Regions from separate parts of the Mus musculus genome. Here regions 1, 3, 4, 5 and 6 are each linked to region 2. The links are chromatin loops, found by intact Hi-C in ENCODE. Cell type or tissue: heart. All regions are shown on one strand.

Region 1 (4,000 bases), 200 kb before region 2:
ACAGTACACCTTCTTACAACTGTGATGTGCAATTCTAAGGCCTGTGATAATAGCTAGAGGCCATGTCCCTGCCATTCCGGGGATGCTATATTGGAAATCGACATGGTAATTGACTAGACTATTTAAAAAAAAAAAAAGTGTTCCAGATGACTGTGGTTTTGGTTCCTTTGGTCCATTGCTATATAGCCAGTGCTAAGTAGCATTTTCTGGACGCCCAGCACGTATTTGTGAATTGAGTAATGATGTTATTAAAAGTATCTCCTTTATCAGTAAGATAAATTAGATGTCCATTTTAAAAAGGGGTTCACTCTGAGTGTGTCTTCAGTTTCTCTGGTTTGCCAAGATGTACTCATAGAGAGAGTTACACACACCCTGCTTAAATACCTATTGTCCTAACTCTCCTGAAGAGATCCCTATCCACACACCCAGGGAGATCCTGTAGGACGCCCATTCTGCAGATAAAATGAAAAATGCAATCCCTGAGAATATATTCTAATTTTACTATAACGCAAATGGTACTCTTCTCACAGACTACCAAAAAGACTGTATTTTTCTATATTGATTCATTTTCCACAGAGATGTGTGTGTGTGCATGCGTATGAGTATGTGTGTGTGCATGCGTATGAGTATGTGTGTGTGCATCATCAAAGAGTCAAGAAATATTTTGTGACTATGTGGATCAGTACCATGTGGATGTTCTGAGTCATATTTATATCTCTGATCTACAGTGACATTTCATCAAGGGCGTAAGAACACGGTCCTATTCATCCTACGTTTTATGAGCTCAAGGGCCTGGAAAATTGCAAACAGTACCTATGTCTAAGGGAGCCCCAGGGGCTCAAACTAGTTGTGTGTGTGTTTGGTGAGGGGGCGGTGCTGTGATGTTTCCCAGATTCCTGGCTCCTGATGACATGACCAATATGCGTTTGTAGGGAAAGATGTTATGAGTACTTTAAGAGTGTAATCCCAGAATTTGTAAGGCCAAGCGAGGAGGATCCTGACTTCAAGGCAGCCTGGGCTTGAGATGGTCTGTGTTTTCCTAGTGTGAGTATTGACCTGAATTTGGAATATATATGAATCTCACTGGCATCTAGGAAGTGATATATGTCAGTAGCTCAGAGTTTATTTTGAAATCATCACCAAATATGGATGCTTCTCAACTTGTAAGGTGCCTGACCCCCATAAACACATTTACCAGTGGAAGCACTGTATCCTAAAATGCTATTGACATACCTAGTTTAGAGAAAGAGTGTAGCAACTGGGACATTGCAGTGTGTGGGTTGTTTCACAGGGTGGCCCTGTGGTTGAATGGGAGATGAAAAGGTCTGCCATTGCCCAACATGGCAACAAAGTATTATACTGCTTAGTGCTAGTCCAGGAAAAGACCCACATTCAGAATTTGCCGTATGCTTTCTACTGAGTCCTTGTTGCTTTTGTACCATTGCATAATTGGAAAATTGTAAGTAAATGATTGTTAAGTTCAGGACCATCTGTAGTGATATCTCAGGCTCTGGGCGTGGATGAGAGCGCCCAAAGAGAAAAAAAAAAAAAAACCCAAACATATAAAATGAGAAAATAAGAGGGTTGGAGACGGGGTGCCTGGAAACACCATAATTTAGGAGGCTGGCAGCAAAAGAAGAGCCAGCCAAGAAGCGGAACAGAACGGGACAGAACGATGTCACAGAAGCCCAGCGGGGGATGGGAAGTGCAGACTGCACCAGGAAACCATGAGCAGACAAGGATGGGAAATGGCACATTCGAAAGATTACGAATGGGAAGCACATAGAAATATCCATAGGTCTATTTCTGAGGATAAAATTGCGGGACTCCACCTCCGTATGTGTGTGTGTGTGTGTGTGTGTATGTGTGTGTGTGTGTGTATACAGTTATGTACATGGTGGATGTAAATAAGACAGATTCCTGTCTTTGCTTACTTTAAGAAAATACTACCAATTGAGCTACATCTTCAACCTTGTTTCTTTTTAAACAAGGTTTCCCTATGTAGCTCAGGCTTGCCTTGAACTCAGACTTCCTCAGCCTGGCAAATGCTGGGATTGCAGATGCTTGCTACTACGCCCAACAACTCTTATTTTCTTTCAACTTCTCTATGTTTTCTGACTTCCATCTAATGTTACATTTGTATTAAAATGTTCTTAATGGGATCTGGCCTAATGGTTCAACCGTTAAGAGGACGTACAACTCTTGCAGAGGACCCAGGTTCAGGTTCCAGTACCCAAATGGAAACTCACAGCCATCCACAGTTCAGTTCCAGGAGATCTGCGTCTTCTTTTGACCTCCAGGCACACACAGAATCCACATGCCTACAGGCAAAACATGCATGCACACAAAATAAAAATAAAATAACGTTTTTTTCCTTTTTTTTTTTAAAGGATTTATTTATTTATTTTTACATATGTGACTACACTGTGGCTGTCTTCAGACATACCAGCAGAGGGCAGCAGATCCCACTATAGATGGTTGTGAGCCACCAGGTGGTTTGCTGGGAATTGAACTCAGGACCTCTAGAAGAGCAGCCAGGGCTCTTAACCACTGAGCCATCTCTCCAGCCCCTCAACCAACCTTTTAAAATGCTATTGAAGTATAAAACAAATGCGCTGAGAAAGTCTGGACTATTCCGTACGAACTCAGAGATAAGAGCAAGGAATTGTGGATTCAAAAATAGTTGACCCTCTATGTGCTGGGCCCCAGGCTAATGACAAATAAGGGATGTGAGAATGACTGTGACATTCTGCAAATTAAGGAAAAGACTGTTGGTTTGCAAGGGGGTGGGGATATAGGCACTTGAGCTGGTAACACGTGAGGCTAGCTGATAGTCTGCTACCACATTAAACTGATTTCACGTGCCTTATAACCAAGATGGCCTCTATTCTGTAAGCTCCAGATGAGCTTCTGAGGGGCAGAGAGGACACGAGTTGGGCTTGAAGGGAAGAAAATGTCTGCTTGATTTGGATAACCATGTGTCTATTGACGTGGACAAACCCAAGGGAGGTGACTGGGCATGGTGCTCAGGGACTGCCATGATCCATCTCATCTGGAGACCCTGGGGGGTTGCATGGACCTGTAACTAGGCTGTGATTGATTGTGACTGGATGTGTACTGATAGGACTGGATGGATGGATTGCTAGACCGTGTGGGAAAGAAGGAATCAAGAACTGAAAAAAAAAATTAACAGTCCAAGAAAACTTTTTTATGTGTGGTTAAAGACCACACATAAGTAGGGCATTGCTCTTTCTGAAACAGTGAGATTGGGGTGCACTTAGAGCGGGCAGGACTGTTTCCTGATGGAGAATCTAGTGAAGACACAAATGGGAAGCCAATCGTCAGGAAAGCACGGAGACAGGATGCTCCCTGTGCCTGGCAATGGGGTTTCCAGGACTAGCCTCTGTTCACGGATACAGGGCCTTAGGATGCCTCTTAGAGATTTGTGGACATGGTCCTCTCTGGCTCCCCTGAGTTTTCATCTCTGAGGAAGCTCCTATCATAGATAGCAGGGAAGAGACATCGGTTGGCCCCACCAGACCTCATTGTTTCTGTCGTTCCTTCGGCCTGCACATGAAGGATGCTGAACCGAGATAAGAAGCTCAGAAAGAAGGCGTGTGGATGGGGACCGGAGGGGCTATTTATGTAGGCCTTTCCTCTCCCTGTTCTAGGGAAGAGAAGACAATGGGTTGCACACCGATTAAAATAAACAGAGATAGCACAGGCCCATAATTCCAGGATTCAAGAGCCAAGGCAGGAACGTTGTTAGTTCCCGGACAGCTTGGAAAACAATTCTGGTTCACCTAGACTTCCTAAGATGATCCTGTCTAGAAAAAAAACAAAAAACAAAACAAACAAACAAACAAAAAACCCAGACACACAAACAAACAAGCAAAAATAAAAAACAGCAACAGCAAAGAAAACAACAACAAAAGGGGCCGCAGAGATGGGGGAAGGGGGCTTGCTGAGCAAGCAATGGGGAGTTGAGTTCAAATCCCCA
Region 2 (4,000 bases):
GACAGAAATTAGAACTATTTTGGAAGGGGAATGTTTAACTGAGAATAGGCCCCCACCAGACTGGCCCATGGTTCATTTTCTTGATAGGTTATTGATGTGGGTTGGTCCAGATCACTGTGAACAGTGCCGCTCCCAGGCTGAGATCGTGGGTTCCACAAGGAAGCAGGCTGAGCAAGCCATGGGAAGCACACCAGCAAGCAGCATCCCTCCACAGCCTCCGCATCAGCTCCTGCCTGTAGATTCCTGCTGTTTGGGTCCCTGCCGTGACTTCTGTGAGTGATGAGCTCTGATTTGAATCTGTAAGCTAAGATAGACCCTTTTTGCCCTGTTCCTTTTGGTTATATCACAACAATAGAAATCTTAGGGAAGACAGTGGCTATCGGAGATGCAAGTATTATCTACTGTATATTTGCCATGAAGAATGTGGAATAATTTATAATATATGAAATTTGAAAGAATTTTTTTTAAAAAATGATTATAAAGATTAAGCTACACTACTGTCTATCATTGTGTTAATTGGTGCCACAAATATTAAAAAGTTGCCACAGCTGTCCAATATCAAGAAATTAGATAAATACACTAAGGGGATCTCATGATTAATAGCAACATTCTAAATAACACAGATAACATGTTCACAGCAGCTGCAAAGGGAAATGAGCAGATTGTTAGACAATGGCTGCACTGTTTGCACTCAACTCCTGAGCAGGTGTCAGAGCCCAAAGTCCAGGTCTTTAAGTCAAACATTTTTTGAAAGGTCCAGTATCACTGTCTGCAATATCATTGATGGAAATAATCAACCCATGAGATATTAGAATACCTGAAATCCAGAAGAACTGCAGAAAAGGACCTTTGTTCAAGGACAGAAGTGTTGGGGCTCAGGGAAAAAAAAGATACTTGTACAGATGACTTTAGGAGCCCCTGGATAAACAGAACAGGTAGGGGTGGGGCAACTAGAGAAGGTTTCTATGAAGTCCATTATCTGCCTAAAAAAATCAGAGTCACCCAGGAGGAGCAAAGTCACCTTGAAACTTACTCAAATGTCATCAGCCAAAGAAGAATCAACTTATCACGAGGCAGAGGCAAACTTCCGCATCTCAGCTGCTATGCTGAGGAATTTTTGCCATCTACTGTTCTCCAGGCTTGTTCTCCGTTCTCAAAACTCAGAGGATCTCTAAAACTATCCACAACATCCCCCCACTTGCCTCTCACCTATGAGGAAGCTATTTAAACCTTACCTGTTGGGCCCCTTCTTTGGGTTTTAAATTTTGTCAATGGCTCTCGTGCTTACGGATGTTAATATTTGTCATGAGTTTTCTCTCAGCTAACCCTGCATTCATTATAAGCACTATCAACTTCCTGATTCTATTTGTTTTCATGGCTGGGAAATTCAATATTCCCAAATGGCTGTCTTGGTCATCAGCCTCTGATACTTTTGAGAGATAGTAGCATCATTAGGGGATGGAGCCTAGTGAAAATAAGTTAGGCTGTTGTGTCCTTAAAGGGGGTCAATGTTTTCTTCTGTCTCTTTGCTCCTCAGCTCCCATGAGGCGAATCCCACTCCAACTTCTGCCACTTGCTTCCGCCCCCACATCCTCCGTCATCCTAGAACCAATGTGTGTCATCTACTTGTAAGCAAAGGCGAAGTGAAACTGCCAAAATTAGACAGCTCTGTGGGTGAAGGAAAACAGTTTATTCAACCACCAAGGCTGTCTCCTGGGATTCAGAGAAAACAGCATGGATATCGGCAGAGTCCTGCCAGTTAGAAGGAGACATGTTGCAGCGGGTGGAGGGTGGGTTAGCTGGAGCGGCCTGGGAACGAGCATGGGGCTCTGACCCACTGGGGAACTGTTTAAGTTAATAGGGAACTCAATGCAATTTCCGGAGACTGCAGGAGCTTATAAGAAGGTAACAGTTTTCATGGCAAGCAGAAACCCATTTTACAAGATTTCTAAGGAATGCTAAGTGTTGACCTGGCCCAAGTAAGCCTGAGCCGAACCCAGATTGTCATTTTTGGGGAGTCGAGACCCGACACAAATGTAGACTAAAAATCTCTGAAAGTATTGGTCACATAAACCTGGTGTTTACATTGATTTATCTCAGGCATTCTGTCACAGCAGCGGGACATGAGGCATCTCCCCACTGAGGCAGAGGGTCGGTGGCACCCCTAAGAGAAAATCCCGTCTTTACTTCTTCCTATGGATCCTTTGGGCATAAATTCAGGTCCAAATTAGGATTGGCGGATTGGCGTAAGGATCCACAGTGTATCATCCTTCAGGAGGTTCCCATTGGTGTAGATGTGGTCTGGTCTTGGTGAGGTCAGGGTAGCGGCTTTCCCCCTCTTTCCCCACTAGAGGGCAGAGTTCACATCTGCTCCCGGATCTCTGGGGTGGATAAGCCACAGGCTGCATCCCAGCCGCAGTTCTTTTCCTCAGTGCAAGGCAAAGCCCCAAGGTAAGATTTGTCCACACCTTTCTCTTGCTCCTATCAAGAAAATGGCCACGTGTATTGAATCCCATGAACGACTACACAAAAAAGCAAGTGATTCCTTGAAAACCAAGGAAGAATGGTAGAAAACTAAGCAGGTGGTGCAATTAGTGGGAAAAAAAATCCCGTAGGCAGGATGGATTTAACATCGTGGGAACGAGAGAGAGAGAGAGAGAGAGAGAGAGAGAGAGAGAGAGAGAGAGAGAGAGAGAGAGAGGAATGGAGTGAGGGAAGAAAGGGGCACTGTGGTTTCAGCATTTATAAATGACGAAGGTGTCATTTGCCTTCTCCCAATGCAGGCACAGGTGCTTGGGTGACACAGGACCCTTTCTACACCAGGGAGAGGGGGACCGGGCTTGGTGTAGACCTAGGTGAGAAGTGATAGACATCCCAAGCTCTGAGCAGTTGTGGCTTAGGAAAAAAAAAAAGCAATAAAGCAGCAAACATAAATTTACCTGGATCTCGAGTATGATTTAGAGGAGGGGGGAGGGGAGAGAAGAGTAGAGGAGTTGGAAGAGGAAGAAGATGGAGGGGGAGGGGGGAGAGGAGGAGGAGGAGCAGCAGCAAATGGGAAGAAATACAAGAAAGAGACAGCCCAGTGGCTGGGAGAGGACATCAGGTGTCTGGATGATTCTAGAACCCATAACCCGTCAACCAGCCTGCTTTCCTTTGGCCTTCATTTTTTCTCTATTGCGTATGTTTGTTTACGTGCTGTTCCCCTCATACCCGTGGGCACCAAGCATTTACTACGACAAGGATGGACCACAGGAAGTTCCTAACAAGCGGGTACTAGCATGGGCGAGAAAGAAGCTCCAGGAGGGCCAGATAGCTGCGGGGCAATCAGTTTAGCCAGAGTGCCAAACCCCTGTCCCAGACAGGCTCAGGGCCCTCCCCATCTGTTCCCTAGCAGCTCTGGCTCCTGCGGGACCAGCCACCAGCTTAGCGATGGCACTCACAGGGTTCCTGTTCGCTGTTCTGCCTTCGAATCTGAAAACACACTCCAGAGCTTTTCGGGTTTTTCTTAATTTCCAGCCTGATCCTGTTTTGGCTTTGGGGCAATACTGACACCAAGTGTTGGAATCTACAGGGTTGAAAGGAAAGTGAGACCGGGAAGGGACCCTCCACAGGATGGCTACCCACATTACTAAGTGAGCAGGGACGTTCACTGGATGGTGACCTGGGCCATGCTCCCTGCTGTGTGCACAGTGTGGACTCACAGCAGGTCCTTCCACAGGAGAAACCATTATTCAAAGCCTATTTGGTGTTCGTTACAAAAATTTAATAAAAACAAGCTAGTTCTTCTTGAAGGATTTCTTTCTTTGTTTTTCTTTTCTATGCTGCGAGTTGAACCCAAGCCCCCTGCATACCAAACACTCTACCACAGACCCTCTTTTGACTGGTTAATTTTTCATCATTATTTTTGTTTTATTTTATGTATGTGAGTGTTTTGCCCGTGCATCACATGTGTGTCTGAGAGGCAGAAGAAGGTGCTGGATCCCCTGAAACTGGAGTTACA
Region 3 (4,000 bases), 190 kb before region 2:
CGAACTTCCGCACCTCCAGGCTGGCGGCTGGAGCCCTCCCTCTGCCTCCACCTCCGGGTTGCACAAGCTTGAAACAAACACTGGGGAGGAAGGGCGGGGAGGGAGGAGGGCGGAGGGGGAGCGAGGGAGGGAGCGGGGCCGGGAGAGGGCGGGGGTGGGGGGGATTTCCAGCCTCGGCTCCTCGCAGTTTCCTCTCCTTGTTTTGCTTTCGATCTGGACTGTTCTCAGGCAAGCCGGGGACTAACTTTTAGTTTTGCTCCTGCGATTATTCAACTGACGGGCTTTCATTTCCATTTTACACACCCTAACAACACTCACACCTTGCGGGATTGTATTGGTAGCGTGGAAAAAAAAAAGCACATTGAGAGGTAACATTTTTTTTTTTCAAATAATAGTTGTGGCTGTGCGTGTGTTTTCTCTCGAGGGCATGTTGACGGGGACAGGAGGAGCTATGTATGTATGTGCGTCCTGATGCTTTGACACGATGTTTTGCAGACGGAAAAATGCCGGGGTTCATAAATATTAATACCGATTTTTGGAGGAAGAGTCGGCGCAGTTATGGATCATCTGATTTTAGGGGAAGCAGGGGTCTGCTGCTGTTGCCGCTGGTACTGGGGCTGCTGAGGCTGCAAAGAGGAGGAGGTAGAGAGGGAGGAGGAGGAGGTTAGTGAAGGTTTAATTTCACTTTTGGATTTGCAGATGAGAAGAGGTGGCTCCATGGACACAGATCTGCTCTGTGTGATTCTGCGCTCCAGGTGTCGTGTGTTGTGGGTACAGGTCCGTTGGAGTCCGGCCTCATTTAAAATAAAATTGGTGTGTGTGTGTGTGTGTGTGTGTTGTATGTGTATGAGTGTTTACAGACACTGTCGCCACCAGGTCCGAGGAAGGGAACCGGGTTCTTCTCGGTGCCCAGCGGCCCTTCTTTCCCGGCGGTCTCTGGTGTAAATAGACTGGCACCCGCGGTCCCTAGATGCCCGTGCCCGGGCAGTGACCACTGTAAACTTGAAGGCTGCCCTAAGGCGGTCCCAGGATGCGCTCGCCCGCGGGGCTTGGGGTCGGGTGACCGGCGTCTGGTGCCAGTGGACACTCGGGCCGGGCGGGCTCCGCGCGCGGCTGGGCGCGGGCCTGGCCGGCGCGCCCGGCTTCCTGGGGACTGGGCCGCCGCCACACGCCAGGAACGTCGCGTCCTCCTCCCCGCCGGCCAGCGTCTGGCCTGGCCTCCGGGCTTTGTCACTGCACTTGTCCCAGCGCGTGAGGCGCCTCGGAGGCGCGTCCCCGGAGGGCTCCGCGCTCAGGGGTCACCCACCCCGGCGCGGCCTAGCTGCGAGTGCCTCCGGGTCCCCGCGGGCGCCCCCGGGGCCGGCCTGGCGCGCTGGGCCCCGACCCGCCTTGGCTACGGAACGGGCGAGGTGTGGGGGCGGGGAACCTCCGGGGACCGAGCGGCGCCCGGCGGGCTAGCATGGGGTTGGGGGTGAGGCTGACGAACGCTTGGGGTCTCCGGGACGTGGTGGGAATGAGTGCCCGCCCTGTGCCCTCCGACCCGCTCCGGGCGCCGGGTGACATTCGCCCGCCGGCCGAACATGGTTGGTGCAGAGCGGCAGCCACCACTTCCTCTCCGCCCCGCCGGCCCGGCTCTCTGGGCGAGCGATGCGGGCCGCGGCCAATCGCGGTGCCCAGCTAGTCCCTGTCGCTCGGCCTTGGGGGCCGGCTCCCCTGAGCGGCCCGGGAAGCCTTCGCGAGAGCTCAGGGCCCCGGCTCCCCGGACGCTGTCCGCTGGGCCCCGGCTCTCGGACCGTTTGCCACCCTCAGTCCCTCGCCCCTTAGGAGCAGGGAAGGGAAGGAGGCTAGTAGCCTCCGCCGCGAGCCAGGACTGTGCTCGGGCCCCAGGTGAGACGCCCGGATCAGTCGGTGGAGGCGAGATCCTTGGTGGTCGGATGTAAATAAGACCCCTGGGATTGGCAGGCCACCTTGTCACTCGTTTGCGAGCGGGTTTGCAGGTCCTTAAGCCCAGTGTGTTTGAAACTTGGGGGACATGTTTCTTGTCCCCTCCTCCCTCCCGCGTGGGCACTCCTTGTCCTTCCTTGGTTGTGTCTGTACCAGGGAGGCAAAGTAGTCCTGGGGTTAGCTTTCTGCCACTCGCCTCCCTGTGGCTGGGACTCCGGGCTGCTCTTGATGAATGGCTCCTGAGGGTGGAGGACAGTTACATTTCCTGTTGTGCATTTTCAGGAATCACGGGAGCTTGGGAGCTTGTTGTCATGCCTGAAGTCATTTATTAGTTTTGTTTGTTGGTTGTTTTTGTTTTTGTTTTTGTTTTTTTTTATATCGACTGACTGCAAGTAACATTTGAAGTTAGCAGCCTGCACTTAAGGTGCTTAAGGGCAGGTGCAGGGACCCGTTTGTTTAGCCTACTGTTTTTAGAAGGTGGTTGATTGCATGGTAGACAGATGCACACTGCTTGGTTAGGGCAGAGCCCTAGAGGTTGCCCTGTTTAACTTAATCACTCGCCCAAGTGCAGGAGTCTCTGATTTTTCTCAACTCTCATTCTTTTTTGGGGGGTGGGGTGGCGTGTGTCACAAAAATAGAAACCAATAAAAGCTTGGCATTTGGCTTTTCTAAGGCAGCTTCAAGCAAATGGAATATTTCAGGCTTGAGTTGGCATCTCTAAGGGGTAACGTTGGAGCATCTATTGATTGATGGGGCAAAGTCCGGAACGTCACTGTGATTGGTGAATGATTATAATTTATAGCCTAGCTTGTTGCGTAAGAAGTTAGATTTTGTCTTGTGCTTAGATCCAAGAGATCTTGCCTGTTATGATTTGTTACTGCTTCTTAAAATTAAACACTTACATATTTCATTCTCAATGAGTGGTCTTTTTTCCCCCCCTTGACCTGCAAAAGTTAGGAAGAGTTGCACGTGTTTCAGAATGACTTAACCTGTAAAAATGGCATCTTCATGAAACAAAAAAAGAGGACTTGTAATCAAATTGGAAGCAAATTGAGGCAAAAGAGAAATTGACATGAAGTCCTGAAGGCTCTAGGAACTATGGGCTCCTGAAATACTTTATTAAGTAAATATTTAATATACCAGAGCGAGTGAAAGCTGTTTAAATCTAAGAGTGGAAGACTTGAAACTTTGGATAGTCCCTTGACGCACATTGATTTCCTCACATATCCAAGTGCACCACTCTTTTAATCTCAGCTTTATTCGGTAAAATCTGGATCCTCTTTTCCAGCTTTCCCCCCACCCCACCCCCTTTTTTAATGGCAAATAGACTACTGAACTACACCGGGAATTTTATTGCAGATCCCTTATCTGCCTCCTGCCAAACAGGCCTTAGCGCAATCTGGAGAACTTATTTATATATTTGACAAATATTTGTGGGCCATGAACTACCAGACACAGTGGCAGGCTCTGTGAACCCAACTAGAACCGTGAAGGACAGATAGCCTCTTCAAGTTCTACAGAAGTTGCATTCTAGCTGTGAGCTGACAACAACCAAAAATAAATCCAGTAATTACCTCTGGGGGTTGGTCTAAGAAAGGGAATAGTGTATTCTACTTACCGGGCTGCTTTGGGGGAACAATTGTGATACTGTGTGTGGAAGAACATTGTGTAAATTATAGTAACCCACAAATGTGTCATGTATTGACTTTCTAAGTTCTGTTAGATTACTGTTAAAGCGAATATTAGAGAGGTGAGTGTCCCGGTACATACTTTTTATCCCATTGAGGCTGAGGCAGGAGGATTGTGAGTTCAAGTTTAGATACAGGCTGAGAGCTTGTCTTTAAAATAAAAGTGAGGAATCACAACAGGACAGGACAGTGCCTCTGAGGGTACACAAATCATGGCAAAGAATTACACATTTGGATAACTATTATATGTAAAGTATCAAAAATGTTTAGCAGTGAAATATTATGTGAATTTTTTTCTCTTTTTTTTGGCCTGCTAGGAGAACAGTTGACTGGTATCCATGAAGACCAAATGATGTGGGGATAACTGA
Region 4 (4,000 bases), 260 kb before region 2:
GTTCAGCCCACTGTGGGCAGCATCAATCCCTATGCAGGTGGACTGTGTAAGGAAGCCCTTACTAAGTAAGCCCTTATCTAACCAAAGGTGAACCTGTGAGCCAGGAAGCAGTGATCTGTTGTGGTTTCTGTTGCACTGCCTTGGCTCTGAGTGGGTTCCCTGATCTGAGGGAATGCTGTGTAAAATAACAAGCAATCCTGGCTTCGGGTTCACAGGAAAATAAAACACTTTTTCCCTAAGTGGCTTTTGGTTATGGCATTTGCCATAGCAACAGAATCAAAATAGAGTAGAAGCTAAGGACGTCTGAGTCTGGCAGTACTTGGGTGGGAGGTTTACTGTTAATACTGTGTTGATACGTTCAGCTAAGCCCAGCTCCTCTTTGTTTTCTGTGTTGTATGGGACCTGCAAAGCTCACCTGCTCCATCCATTTTCTCCTCACAACTTTGTCTCCTAGATAGTCTTGTAGTCCTTCCCTCGTTATCATACTTCCAAACAGTTTCTCTGGCTTTGGGCATTGTGAACATTTGCTCTTCTCCCTCTCCACCACCCTTCTAAGATTTATTTATGTGAATAACTGCTGTATGCAGGTATGTAAACTACAAGAATTCCTGCTCATAGAAGCTAGAAGAGGGAGTCCAGTCCCCTGGATCTGGAGTTACAAGTGGTCACAAGCAACAAGTACTCTTAACTGCTGAGCCACCTCTCCAGCCCCTGAAAGTTTACACCTTTCGCTGTTTTATATGGGACCAACCCAAGCATCCCTGGGTTAGCATTTCCTTCCTAATGTCTCTTGGGTTTGATGATATTAATGATATTATTGTTACTACACGGATATCAGCAAATGGAGAAGTTGACGGTATTGCAGGATCTTAGGAATACATGAATAATAAAATGAAGTCATTTGCCTCTGTTATGTGGTTGTGCATTTCTGGTTCTTCACAGAGTAAATTTAACGACTTTTGGAGGGTATGGTACAATTTTCCAGTGAGTATTACATCTTATCATCTCAGACTGACCTCAGGCATGAGAGGGTATGTTTGATAGAGACACTATTCTTTTTAGGGTGCAGGGGATCTTCTGTATTTTCACATGCTGAGTTCCAAGATTCAGTTTGTATCACAGTCAACATATTTGAAAGTAGAAGTTGCATCTGCACTGAACATGCATAGGCTTTAAAAAAAAAAAACCTGGCACCATTCTCTAAGCATACAACAATGACTCACACAGCACTGACTCTGTACAGGTGTAAGGAACACAAACGCAATGGAGAGATGATTTGAAGTATCTGGAGGCTATCCCAAGGTCCTGGGCAATGCCATGACATTCTATGTAAGGAACCAAGCCAGCCCGAGATTTGGTACCCTGGAGGAGGAGGCTCTGGAGTAACTCCCCACAAACTGAGAGAGAACAGCCGTTGCATCCAAAAGGAGGAGGGCGGGGAAGAAGCTGTGACAGGCACGGTATTGATTTACCTGTAATAAGAAAGAATGGAGTGTCCTGAAACCACATACTCTTTCCTTAAAATAAAATAAAATAAAATAAAATAAAATAAAATAAAATGCTTTGAGATAGTATCTAACTGTGTAGCCCAAGCTGTCTTGAAAACTTACTATGAAGTCCAGGTTGGCCTTGAACTCTAAACCCACCTGCTCCTGCCTCTTAAGAGGTAGGGTTGTGAATATGAACTAACCAGTACCCCCAGAGCTCATATCTCTATCTGCATATGTAGCAGAAGATGGCCTAGTAGGCCATCACAGGGAAGAGAGGCTCATTGGTGCTGCAAACTTTATATGACTCAGTACAGGGGAATGCCAGGGCCAAGAAGCAGGAGTAGGTGGGTAGGGGAGCAGGGCAGAGGGAGGGTATAGGGAACTTCTGGGATAGCATTTGAAATGTATTTAAAGAAAATATCTAATAAAAATAAATTTAAAAAAACTAAAAAAAAAAGAGGTAGGGTTGTGGGCAGGAGTTACTGCTTCTAGTCTGAACTTTTGAAACTTTGCCAACTGGGGTGCAGGGGTAGAAAAGAGCAGAACTAAAAAGGCTACAACATACTTTATATCATATTATGTATCAATATACAGATGTATATGTAATACATATATATTGTATATTTAATACATATAATATAATATATATATATATGATTTTGGGTCATTCTTGGGAAATAATGTGACTGTCTTCCATCCAAGACCCTGCCTTGCTGATCTCTGCACACAAATGTCCTGGCCTGATGTTCATAGTTAACATGATTAATTTCAATAAATACTCATTGAATAATTTGGAATATGTTCAAAACACATTTTAACAACTCTGTACATAGAGATAACTCTGTACTGTAGAGACAACACTCTAATGTCTAGGTATATAAAGTTATTGATTATGATATATGACAACTAGCTGTCAGGCACAGGCTCTCATGCCCGCCTGGCTGTGCATCCTCTCTCCACCACGAGGGGGAGCCATAGATAATAAAATAAACTCTAACCTTTCATGTCCATAACAAAAAATAGCCCCTTATTTTACATTAAACACTAAGGTACTATTAAATGACAAATGCTTATGATATACCTGAAAGTTTTAGCATTGGGTTTCCCACATTTATTGTTCTATAGATTACCTTAGTCTATAACTCTATGGCAGGGTTGGTTGCTTCTCATCTGTTGATTGATGGGTTAGTCTAAGATTTCTCCCAACATTGAGACACATGATTTACTCCTGGTTGAGCCACTTTCTGACACCATTCTGTCTTGAGGTTTTACAGTGTGGAAATAAATATTAAATGACCAGATTCATCTCCGGGTCAGGAGTGATGGATCCACTCACATAGAACCGGAGTCTGGGGTAGAGTCCTCAGGACCCTCTTCTGTCTCCCCTTTCGTGGTCACTGTATTTTACGACGCTTAAATGCTGACAAAGGTCCAACTGATAATAACGTTATCAGTCATTCAAAAATATCAGGTCAAAATTTTGAAACATGGACTGTCTAGAGAAATCTGCTGTACCTGTCATCAGATGAGGTGAAGAGTAACAAGGGTCTAGATGAGCCTTTATTAGAATTTCTGATATCAAAATTAGTAACAGCTTCTCTTTCCACCTGGCTTCTGATCCATGTGTGTATTTCATGAGCAGGCAGGCAATGATCATTCAGAAAATTGTTTGTTTGTTTGTTTTTTGCTTTTTTTTTTTCAAGACAGGGTTTCTCTGTATAGCCCTGGCTGCCCTGGAACTCACTTTTGAAAGTGAGGATCTATAAAAAAGGAAATTAGATCAAAGATGGGGGAAATAACCAAAGGTCTTGTCCTAGTCTCTGTTCTAGTGCTGTGAGGAGACTCCATGACTGTGGTAACTTTTATAAAGAAAATCATTGATTTTGGTGTAACAGAAGTAGCTGTGAGCCCTACAAATGGACCCGAGGGCAGTAGGAAGAGTGAGACCCTGGGAAGTGCCTGGGATTTTGAAATCCCAAAGCCCACTCCAAGTGACACACTTCCTCTAAGAAGGCCATATCTCCCAAGCCTTTCAAGTAGTCGCAGGGAAGAACTCAAATTGATGAGGCCGTGGGGACCAACTCTTCCCGTTTATTCTTAGGGGTTCTAAAACAGAGCTTGAAGTGAACACTCGGAACTGGTTGTTTATTGGGGAATTAACATCAGGAGGACGAAAGCAGGAAGTGTGACATGACCAACAAGGAAAAGTACCCATGATCCTTTGCTATCCCATGCTGGTAGATTTCTTTCTGACATTCTAACTTCCCCACATTTCTGGGCTGTTATTGAGAGCAAGCATACTCCTACAACGTTGGGTTCAGCTCCTAGGCAGAAAGTTTGGCTTGAGTAGGGATGTTGATAGCGTGTGTGTGGGGGGGGTGTCTGAGCTCCAAGGAAACTGTCCATTCACTATGGCTGAAATGGAAAATTAAAGCTGAGCCAAAAATATATTCTGTGGTGCTAGAGACTCAGGGTAGGAGAACCCTATTCTGTATCCCCCATTTTTAAAA
Region 5 (4,000 bases), 89 kb before region 2:
CATTTAATCCTCTCTGGAAGGTAGCAGGTAACTTTAGCTCACTCTGGTTAAGAACTGTTCTCTGTGTCACATAGCTGGCAGGTCCAATCGGGTTTATATTATCTATTGCTATGTAGCTGTACAGCCCTAAACATGATGGCTTACCACAGTACAAAACTCACAGCCTCTGGGTTGGGAATCCAGGGATGGCTTAGCTGGGTCCTTTGCAGCAGAGCCTTGCTAACCTGTCATTAGGCATTAACTAGTACTGCAACTCGTCTGAGACTCAGCTGTTGAGCCAGTGCCTCACGAAGCATTGGCCAGAACTGGATTCCTTGCAAGTGGGGAAGAACAGAGATTCCTAATTTCTTGCTAGCTTTTATCTGGAAGCAGCCCTTAGCTTAAATTTGCCATGTGGGCCTCCCTAACACTGCCAGCAGGCAAGAGAGTATCCATGAAAGACAGGTTGAATCTTACACGATGACATGAATTTGCTCATATAATAGTTACGTCGTTGATGTGTTCTGTTGGCTAAAAGCAAGTCACAGCTCCTATCCAAACTGAGGAGGACAGGTCCCAAAGACAGTAAAGGCTCAGCGAAGGGCTTGGGGCATCTACAACATGGTCACCTGCTTTAACTCCAGTGGAAGCTGGATCTCTATAAATCTAAGAGGAGGATGATACAGGAGAGATACAGGAAGGCTTCTTGGACTTCCTGTGACAAGAGAACATGGACTAGAAGAAAAGATGGTGTGCTTTTGTGGACAGAACTTCAGTGGGGAGGAGGTGCCTTGGGCACAGCACTCCACCCTGGGAAGCTGGGACTCTGGCAGCATAGCCTTGGAAAGTGAGCCTCCTCCTCAGCCCCAAAGCCCACTCCTCTTAGAGGATCAAGCAGAGAATTGAAATTCACTCCAGCTTGTTTCATGTGGAAGTGCTTGACCTTACAAAGTGGAGGGAGAGGGTACATGTAGTTTTGTATTTCTGAAGTGCTGGCATAGGTTTTAAAGACACTTCCTGCAGCCTCAAAATAGCTTGAGCAACAAGACTGTTTTTCTTTCTATACAGAAAGCGAAACTACCGACAGTGTGGCCAGTGATGAAGAGAACGCAGAGGTAAGCCAGTTTGTGTGTGTGTGTGTGTGTGTGTGTGTGTGTGTGTGTGTGTGAGAGAGACAGACAGACAGACAGACAGACAGACAGATAGACACAGACAGACAGAAAAACTGAGAGAGACAGAGAACATCCATATCCTACAATTCACCCTAGCTTTTTAGTCTAATCTTAAAATGAAGTGCTGGGCGGGGTTGAGGGAGCACAGTGTGACCCTCAGAAGAGAGATCAATATAACATGGCAGGAAGAGGAACTCGAAGTCAGGGCCAGGAAATGTTGATATTCTTCTGGCTGTAAACATCCTGATTTGCCAACAGAAATAGAATGGCCTACCCAGCCCAAGCAGTGAACAGAAAGAAGTAAGCAAGTGAACAGAAAGAGCTGAGTAAAACGATCTCCTCACAGTTCGGTCCCTTCCTCAGTGGCCCCGCAGAGAGGGTGTGTGTCCAGTCTCTGCTCCCCACCCACCTGCTTCCGGCTTCCCTCTTAGGCCAGCCAGGCTCACACAATGGCAGGAAGTGGCTCTAAAGCTGATGGGGAGAACAGGGATTGGTTGTAGGAGAAGCTGATGTTTGTTAGAATTCCTAATATTCCAAGTTTGGGAATTCTGAGAGGACAGTAGGCAGCCATGCTGACTGATTTCATGATCTGGTTTCTTCAAGGACCTTTAATCCCTTTTCTGCTTGGCAACCAGTAAGGCCAACTGTGGCTCAAAAAAAAAAAAAAAAACCCGTGTCTCAGCTCCACCCATTTAAAAAGCAATCAAAAGGCATTTGCTGTTTGTAAGCTCCTTACTCTATTCCTCTGAAAAGGCAGGGTAACTCATTAGGTTGGGCCATCCATTATGTCTGGACACTACCCAGTACCAAGCCTGGACAGGCTGAGCATAGGAGCCAAGCTGCCATCATGTTCCGTGTCTTTGTAGAACAGTCTTGACCAGGGACAGCTCATGGGCATTCACTTGAAAAGTAAGAGAAGGCATTGTTTTGCCTATGCCATTCAGCGGAAGGGAAAGAACGCAATGTATCTTGATTGTTTTCTCTGAAAGGGGAGACCACACTGGAGGAAGAGGAGCATCGAAGGCAAGCAGTACCTCAGCAACATGGGGACACGGAACACCTATCTGCTGCCCAGCATGGCGACCTTTGTCACCTCCAACAAGCCAGATCTGCAGGTCACCATCAAAGAGGATAGCTGTCCGATGCCTTACAACAGCTCCTGGCCCCCATTTACAGACCTTCCCCTTCCTGCCCCAGTGACCCCCACGCCCAGCAGCAGTCGGCCAGACCGGGAGACCCGGGCCAGTGTCATCAAGAAGACATCTGATATCACCCAGGCCCGTGTCAAGAGCTGTTAAGCCTTTGACTCTCCCTGGTGGTTGTTGGGATTTCTTAGCTTTGTGTTGTTCTTTGTTTGTATTATATTATTTTTTTTCTCTATGATACCTATCTTAGACACATCTAAGGGAGAAAGCCTTGACGATAGATTATTGATTGCTGTGTCCAACTCCAGAGCTGGAGCTTCTTCTTAACTCAGGACTCCAGCCCCCCCCCCCCCTCGGTAGATGCGTATCTCTAGAACCTGCTGGATCTGCCAGGGCTACTCCCTCAAGTTCAAGGACCAACAGCCACACGGGCAGTGGAGGTGCTGCGTTGCCTACGGTCAAGGCCAGCATGGTGGAGTGGATGCCTCAGAACGGAGGAGAAAATGTGAACTAGCTGGAATTTTTTTATTCTTGTGAATATGTACATAGGGCAGTACGAGCAATGTCGCGGGCTGCTTCTGCACCTTATCTTGAAGCACTTACAATAGGCCTTCTTGTAATCTTGCTCTCCTTCACAGCACACTCGGCGACCCCTTCTGTGTCCACTACCCCACTACCCACCCCTCCCTCCTCAACCCCTCCATCCCGGTCCTCTATGCGCCCCTTCCCCCCAACCAATCCCATCACAACCTCTTACCTATCCTTTCCCTCCCAACCCCTTCTATCCCAGCCCACCACCTACCCCACTCCTCCCCAACTCCTCCATTCTAGCCCATTACCCACGCCTCTCTCCTCAGCCCAGCCTACCCCATCCCACCCTGTTCCTTTCCTCCAGTTTCCTCTCCTCAAAGGCAAGGCTCTACATCTTGGAGGAGGAGGAGGAGAAGAAAATGAGTTTCTTCACCGCTGTCCCATTTTAAGACTGCTTGAATAATAAAAAAAAAATCTTTCTAATCTGCTATGCTTGAATGGCACGCGGTACAAAGGAAAACTGTCATGGAAATATTATGCAAATTCCCAGATCTGAAGACGGAAAATACTCTAATTCTAACCAGAGCAAGCTTTTTTATTTTTTTATACAAGGGGAATATTTTATTCAAGGTAAAAAAATTCTAAATAAAATATAATTGTTTTTTATCTTTTCTACAGCAAATTTATAATTTTAAGATTCCTTTTCCTGTTCATCAGCAGTTGTTATTACATCCCTTGTGGCACATTTTTTTTTTAATTTTGTAAAGGTGAAAAAAAAACTTTTATGAGCTCATGTAGCAATCAAATTATCCTGTGGATTGATAATAAATGAATATGGTATATAGTTAAAGATTTTAATGGGTATCACTTCTGGCTTTATGTGTGTCTACTTAGAGCGTAATCATGGATCAAAGCTGACAGAGTGTTTATTCTTGGAGACCGGCATGCTTTCCTTTGCTAACCACAAAGAAAATGAGGAGGGTCCTATGGTAAGGCTGTGAATAATTCCTCCTCCCACAGCAGTGGGCCTTGTGCAGAATGTCCTACGTGAGTTTCCGTCTTTGCTCATCACAGATGTGTCTAGAAAGGGTGTTTATCACTATTCCACAAGGCAGAAATCGTGATCTGAGATGAAGACTCTATACTCTAAATTAATGGGTTAATGTTACCTAC
Region 6 (4,000 bases), 250 kb before region 2:
CTTACTGAGTTCCAGATCGCCCAGAACTAAATTAAGAGACCCTGTCACAAAAAGTAATCCCCAAGCTTAGATAACAGATTAGACTTCTGCAGAAAAACAGACCAAAAGGACTCAAAACAAAACAAAACAAAACAAAACAAAACAAAACAAAACAAAAAAAACCTTCAGTAGAAACATTTATAACATTTGACCAAATATCTGGGTCCTGTGAGTCTAGCAAAACTGATACATGAAAAGAACCATGGCATCAACAGGAGACAGAATGATACAAATTGTACATAAACAACTACAGGAACGAAAAGAGGAGGAAGTATCTTCTAACTTATTTTATGGGAATAACATTACCCCGTGTTCAACCTAGGGATGAAAGACCTGTTTGAACTCTGAAAAACCAAGCAATATAACTAAGTGTGTCAATCAACATCAACACTACCAACCACAAAAACAACCCCAAAAGCACACCACCATTTCAAGTAAAAGAATTTGACCAAGCTTAGACGGTAACTTTCAGAACTTTCAGAAACCTAAAAATAGACCAAAAAACAAAAAAACAACAAAAAAACCCCTAGGATATCTGTAAAAGAGATACAATAACAACAGAGAAACAATAACAACAAATCCATAGTCAATACCCAGTCCTCTGGGAAAGACTGAACGGCTCTCTCTTTATATCCGAGGAAGAAGCCAGTAGTGACTGCCCTCATTTCTGTCCCAACTATTGCAACAAGGCAATAAAGTATATAAAACACACATGCTGGAAAAAATAAAAAAGACTATATTTGAAGATGACGAGGTTGTCCATATTAAGAAAAAAATCCTAAAGGATCTATAAAAAATACACAAGAAATAAAGAACAAGTTAAGCAAACTCATAGAGTACAAACATAATATTAACAAATCCTTAATAGTTCAAGTGCTATCAACAATTAGAATTCACGTTGTAAAGAATTTTTTTTCCTGAGTTGTTCCATTAGAAAAAAAGGAGGGAAGAAGAAGAAGGAGGAGGAGGAGGAGGAGGAGGAGGAGGAGGAGGAGGAGGAGGAGGAGGAGGAGGAGGAGAGAAGAAGAAGAAGAAGGAGGAGGAGGAGGAGGAGAAGAAGAAGAAGAAGGAGAAGAAGGAGAGAGAGAGAGAGAGAGAGAGAGAGAATGAATTTAAATTATGTTCAAATAACATGGTAGAAAATATCCGGTGTATAAAATATGTATTCTACATGCTTTGCTTTACATTTGACATAGTCTACCTAAAAGGGATTCTTTATCCTTCCAAATAATGAAATGCATGAAACAGAAATGTAATCTCTTGATCCAAAACTTAATCTTAACATTCTGCTGTTTAAGCTTCCAGATGGTACCTTTTTTAATCTTGATTTTGGCGCGCGCGCGCGCGCGCACACACACACACACACACACACACACACACACACACACACACACACACACACACATTTTCAATAGCAGTCTTATATTTCAAAGAGAGTGGGACTGATGTGGGACTTCTCTCCTTGGAAGGCTTGCCTCCCTGGATTTAACAACCTGTTTGTTGATAGCACAGATGTGGTTTCTCCTCACTGTCCACTTGGGGGCTATCTCAATCTATTTCAGATCCACTAGATAGGGACTGTCTTCCTAAACCGAGTCTTCCTGTCTAGCAGGAACTCATAGATTGTCCCTGTGATATGAAACGAGGCCGTTAGGCCCCAGTACCTGACTTTTTTTTGATACCTTTTAAAGTACATCATTAATGAAAACTAAACTCGCACAGGGTTCTGCACGCCTACCTTGCATTACCACTGCGTCTGCGCGCCACAAGTGTGGACTACATCTCCCAGGATGCATCGTGTCCCCGCCCGCGCAGCCTTACTTCCTGCGAAGGACTTCCGGAGTGTTAGTAACCTTGCTGACTACTGGATTTAGGGTCTTTTTGGGAGGTCACTGGGACTAGCTTGTATTTTTCTGGGAGGAGAGGGGGACAGCAAGCCATAACAGGGCGGCATCTGTCCCGTTTTCTGGTGTGCACAGACCTTGCTTTCTGGGAGAGGCGTTGGCTCCGCCTTCAGGCAGTCCTCTTACAGGTGGTTGGCTGTTGTTCTTGTCATTCAGCCGAGTCCTTGGACTTGTCAGAGATCATCAGTGAGACAGGCCAGCAATCCTGAGTTATAGTGGTTTAGTGACCATTTCTTTTCTTTTCTTTCACCCACCCCCTTTAAACCACGGACATTTTAGTGAAAAATAAAAATACTATAGATAAGTTGTCAGATAATTTATTCTGCAAACGTATGCGTGCTTTCTTTACCAGGTGTTTTTAAGGATTTTGTTAGTGTTGGCCTGGAATCCTTTTTTTCTAATCTTTTAAAACCTATTACTACTAATGTGTCTTGAAGATACTACTTAGGGAAAACTGAAAGTGTGTGTGTGTGTGTGTGTGCGCGCGCGCGCGCGTGTGGTGTAATTTCTAAGGAACTACAATTCCCATCCAGTTCAGATTGAAATGGGCTAAAGGGTGAGTGCGGTGGGCTCAGTGGTAGAGTACTTGCCTAGCATACTTTAAAAAATTCAAAAAAGGTGACTCAAAGTGGGCATACATTTCTTTATAAAAAGACACTGTTGAGGAAATGGGTGGGTCGGGGGCTTAAGATGCATGTCCTAGTTTGTTGATTCTGGAGTCTCTGTGAGTCACTATGCTTCCTCTCCGTACTTGATAGTTTTGTGAAAGCAACTCAAAAGGACACGCTCCTTCTCCATAAACACCCTAAAATTGAGATGCTAATAATGATATGATGATGGTTAAAACAAAAATAATGTGGACTGTGTAATAAGAGGTCAGATTAACTAGAAATGCTAGTTAAGATATAAATGTTGGAGAGATGACTCAGTGGTTAAGAGCACCTGTTGCTCTTGTAGAGGACTGATTGAGGTCCAACTTGTAGCTCCAGCTACAGGAGATCATTATCCTCTGCTGGTCCCTCTGGCCACTGTACTCACTGGCAGAAACCCACACATGATAAAAACATTAAAAAGTTGAAATATTGATGATAGCGAGGTGGTTATCGTGCCTGCCTTTAATCCCAGCAGAGGCAGAGCCAAGCAGATCTCTATGAGTTCAAGGGCAGCCTAGTGTATAGAGTGAGTTCCAGGACAGCCAGCGCTACATAGAGAAACATTGTCACAAAACAAAACATGTTTATCATGATTTAAGGGTGGTGAGTGAAGCTAGAGAATCTAGGAAGGGCCTGAAGATCTTGGAGAAGACAAGTCAGATATCAGTGCCTGTGTGAGTCACATCTGACTCGGTCACAGCTCTCTGTTGGCATCTTAAGGTTTAATACAGTGTGCTTTTGCTTTTATGTCCCTTGTGCTAAGTACTTCACGCATCAGTGGGAATTCCCCACCGAAACAAAGCCAGTAAGAAATATGTATACACACATATCAATATAAATATATATATGTATATGTGTATATGTATATATGTGTATGTATGCATATGTATATATACACACACATACACACACACACACACACACATATATATATATATATATTTATACACATGCATATGTATATTTGGTACATGGCATGCATGTATAGTTGCATATAATATATATGCATATATATAGTAACTTTACATGTACATGTATGATAGTATACATATATAATTGAAAAACATACTAGGTGATTTGTTTCATGGAAGTGTCGTATACAATTGTTGGGACTGGAGGGTCTGAAATCTGTAGGGCAGGCACATGAGCCAGAAACTCTAAGTTAGTGGTTTTCAATGGCCTAATGCTGTGGTTTTTAATGCCCTATTGCTGTGACCCCTTAATTACAGTTCCTCTTGTTATGGTGACCCCCAAACACAAAGTTGTTTCCATTGTTACTTTATAACTGTAATTTTGCTACTGTTATGGATCATAATGGAAATATCTGATATGCAGGATGTGCGACCCTGTGAAAGGGATGTTGGGCTCATGACCCACAGGTTGAGAACTCCTGCTCTAAGGTAA

What was found. Hi-C counts contacts between places; a loop is a spot of excess contacts. Peaks named below come from ENCODE experiments on the same cell type or tissue, not always from the same donor. Only the 100,000 strongest peaks of a DNase experiment are listed, where the experiment ranks them.
Region 1: it touches region 2 in a loop (4-fold over the local background); 24 of 42 quality-filtered maps call a loop at or near these places.
Region 3: a loop joins it to region 2, with 2.8 times the contacts of the local background. A loop is called at or near these places in 24 of 42 quality-filtered maps.
Region 4: a loop joins it to region 2, with 4 times the contacts of the local background. A loop is called at or near these places in 17 of 42 quality-filtered maps.
Region 5: it touches region 2 in a loop (3.0-fold over the local background); 12 of 42 quality-filtered maps call a loop at or near these places.
Region 6: a loop joins it to region 2, with 3 times the contacts of the local background. A loop is called at or near these places in 17 of 42 quality-filtered maps.

The regions. Positions count from the first base shown.
Region 1 is chr8:46,734,023-46,738,022 of GRCm38, forward strand. It overlaps Gm16675 (predicted gene, 16675), which reads right to left. Exons shown (of 3, transcript NR_045750.1): 2 at 2,250-2,321. Among named protein-coding and RNA genes, the nearest start is that of Gm16675, 3.5 kb to the right of the region's middle. In heart, a CTCF peak has its summit at 2,450 (motif pointing right); a DNase peak (open chromatin) is centred at 3,579.
Region 2 is chr8:46,932,751-46,936,750 of GRCm38, forward strand. No RefSeq gene overlaps it. Among named protein-coding and RNA genes, the nearest start is that of Enpp6, 52 kb to the right of the region's middle. In heart, CTCF peaks have their summits at 2,341 (motif pointing right) and 3,556; DNase peaks (open chromatin) are centred at 1,631, 2,341 and 3,461; H3K4me3 peaks cover 290 bases; H3K27ac peaks cover 249 bases.
Region 3 is chr8:46,739,569-46,743,568 of GRCm38, forward strand. It overlaps Irf2 (interferon regulatory factor 2), which reads left to right and starts at 177. Exons shown (of 9, transcript NM_008391.4): 1 at 177-368. In heart, CTCF peaks have their summits at 2, 1,535 and 2,172; DNase peaks (open chromatin) are centred at 13, 1,193, 1,373, 2,043 and 1 weaker place; H3K4me3 peaks cover 2,770 bases; H3K27ac peaks cover 2,510 bases.
Region 4 is chr8:46,669,243-46,673,242 of GRCm38, forward strand. It overlaps Gm31111 (a long non-coding RNA gene), which reads right to left. Exons shown (of 3, transcript XR_378937.3): 3 at 1-1,472. Among named protein-coding and RNA genes, the nearest start is that of Gm31111, 7.8 kb to the right of the region's middle. In heart, a CTCF peak has its summit at 2,443 (motif pointing right); no DNase peak of the experiment used is centred here.
Region 5 is chr8:46,843,774-46,847,773 of GRCm38, forward strand. It overlaps Irf2 (interferon regulatory factor 2), which reads left to right. Exons shown (of 9, transcript NM_008391.4): 8 at 1,048-1,094; 9 at 2,141-3,685. The coding sequence ends at 2,449. Among named protein-coding and RNA genes, the nearest start is that of Gm39170, 15 kb to the left of the region's middle. In heart, no CTCF peak of the experiment used is centred here; DNase peaks (open chromatin) are centred at 798, 928, 1,538 and 2,268; H3K27ac peaks cover 1,717 bases.
Region 6 is chr8:46,685,162-46,689,161 of GRCm38, forward strand. No RefSeq gene overlaps it. Among named protein-coding and RNA genes, the nearest start is that of Gm31111, 8.2 kb to the left of the region's middle. In heart, a CTCF peak has its summit at 1,595; a DNase peak (open chromatin) is centred at 1,840; H3K4me3 peaks cover 1,148 bases; H3K27ac peaks cover 1,221 bases.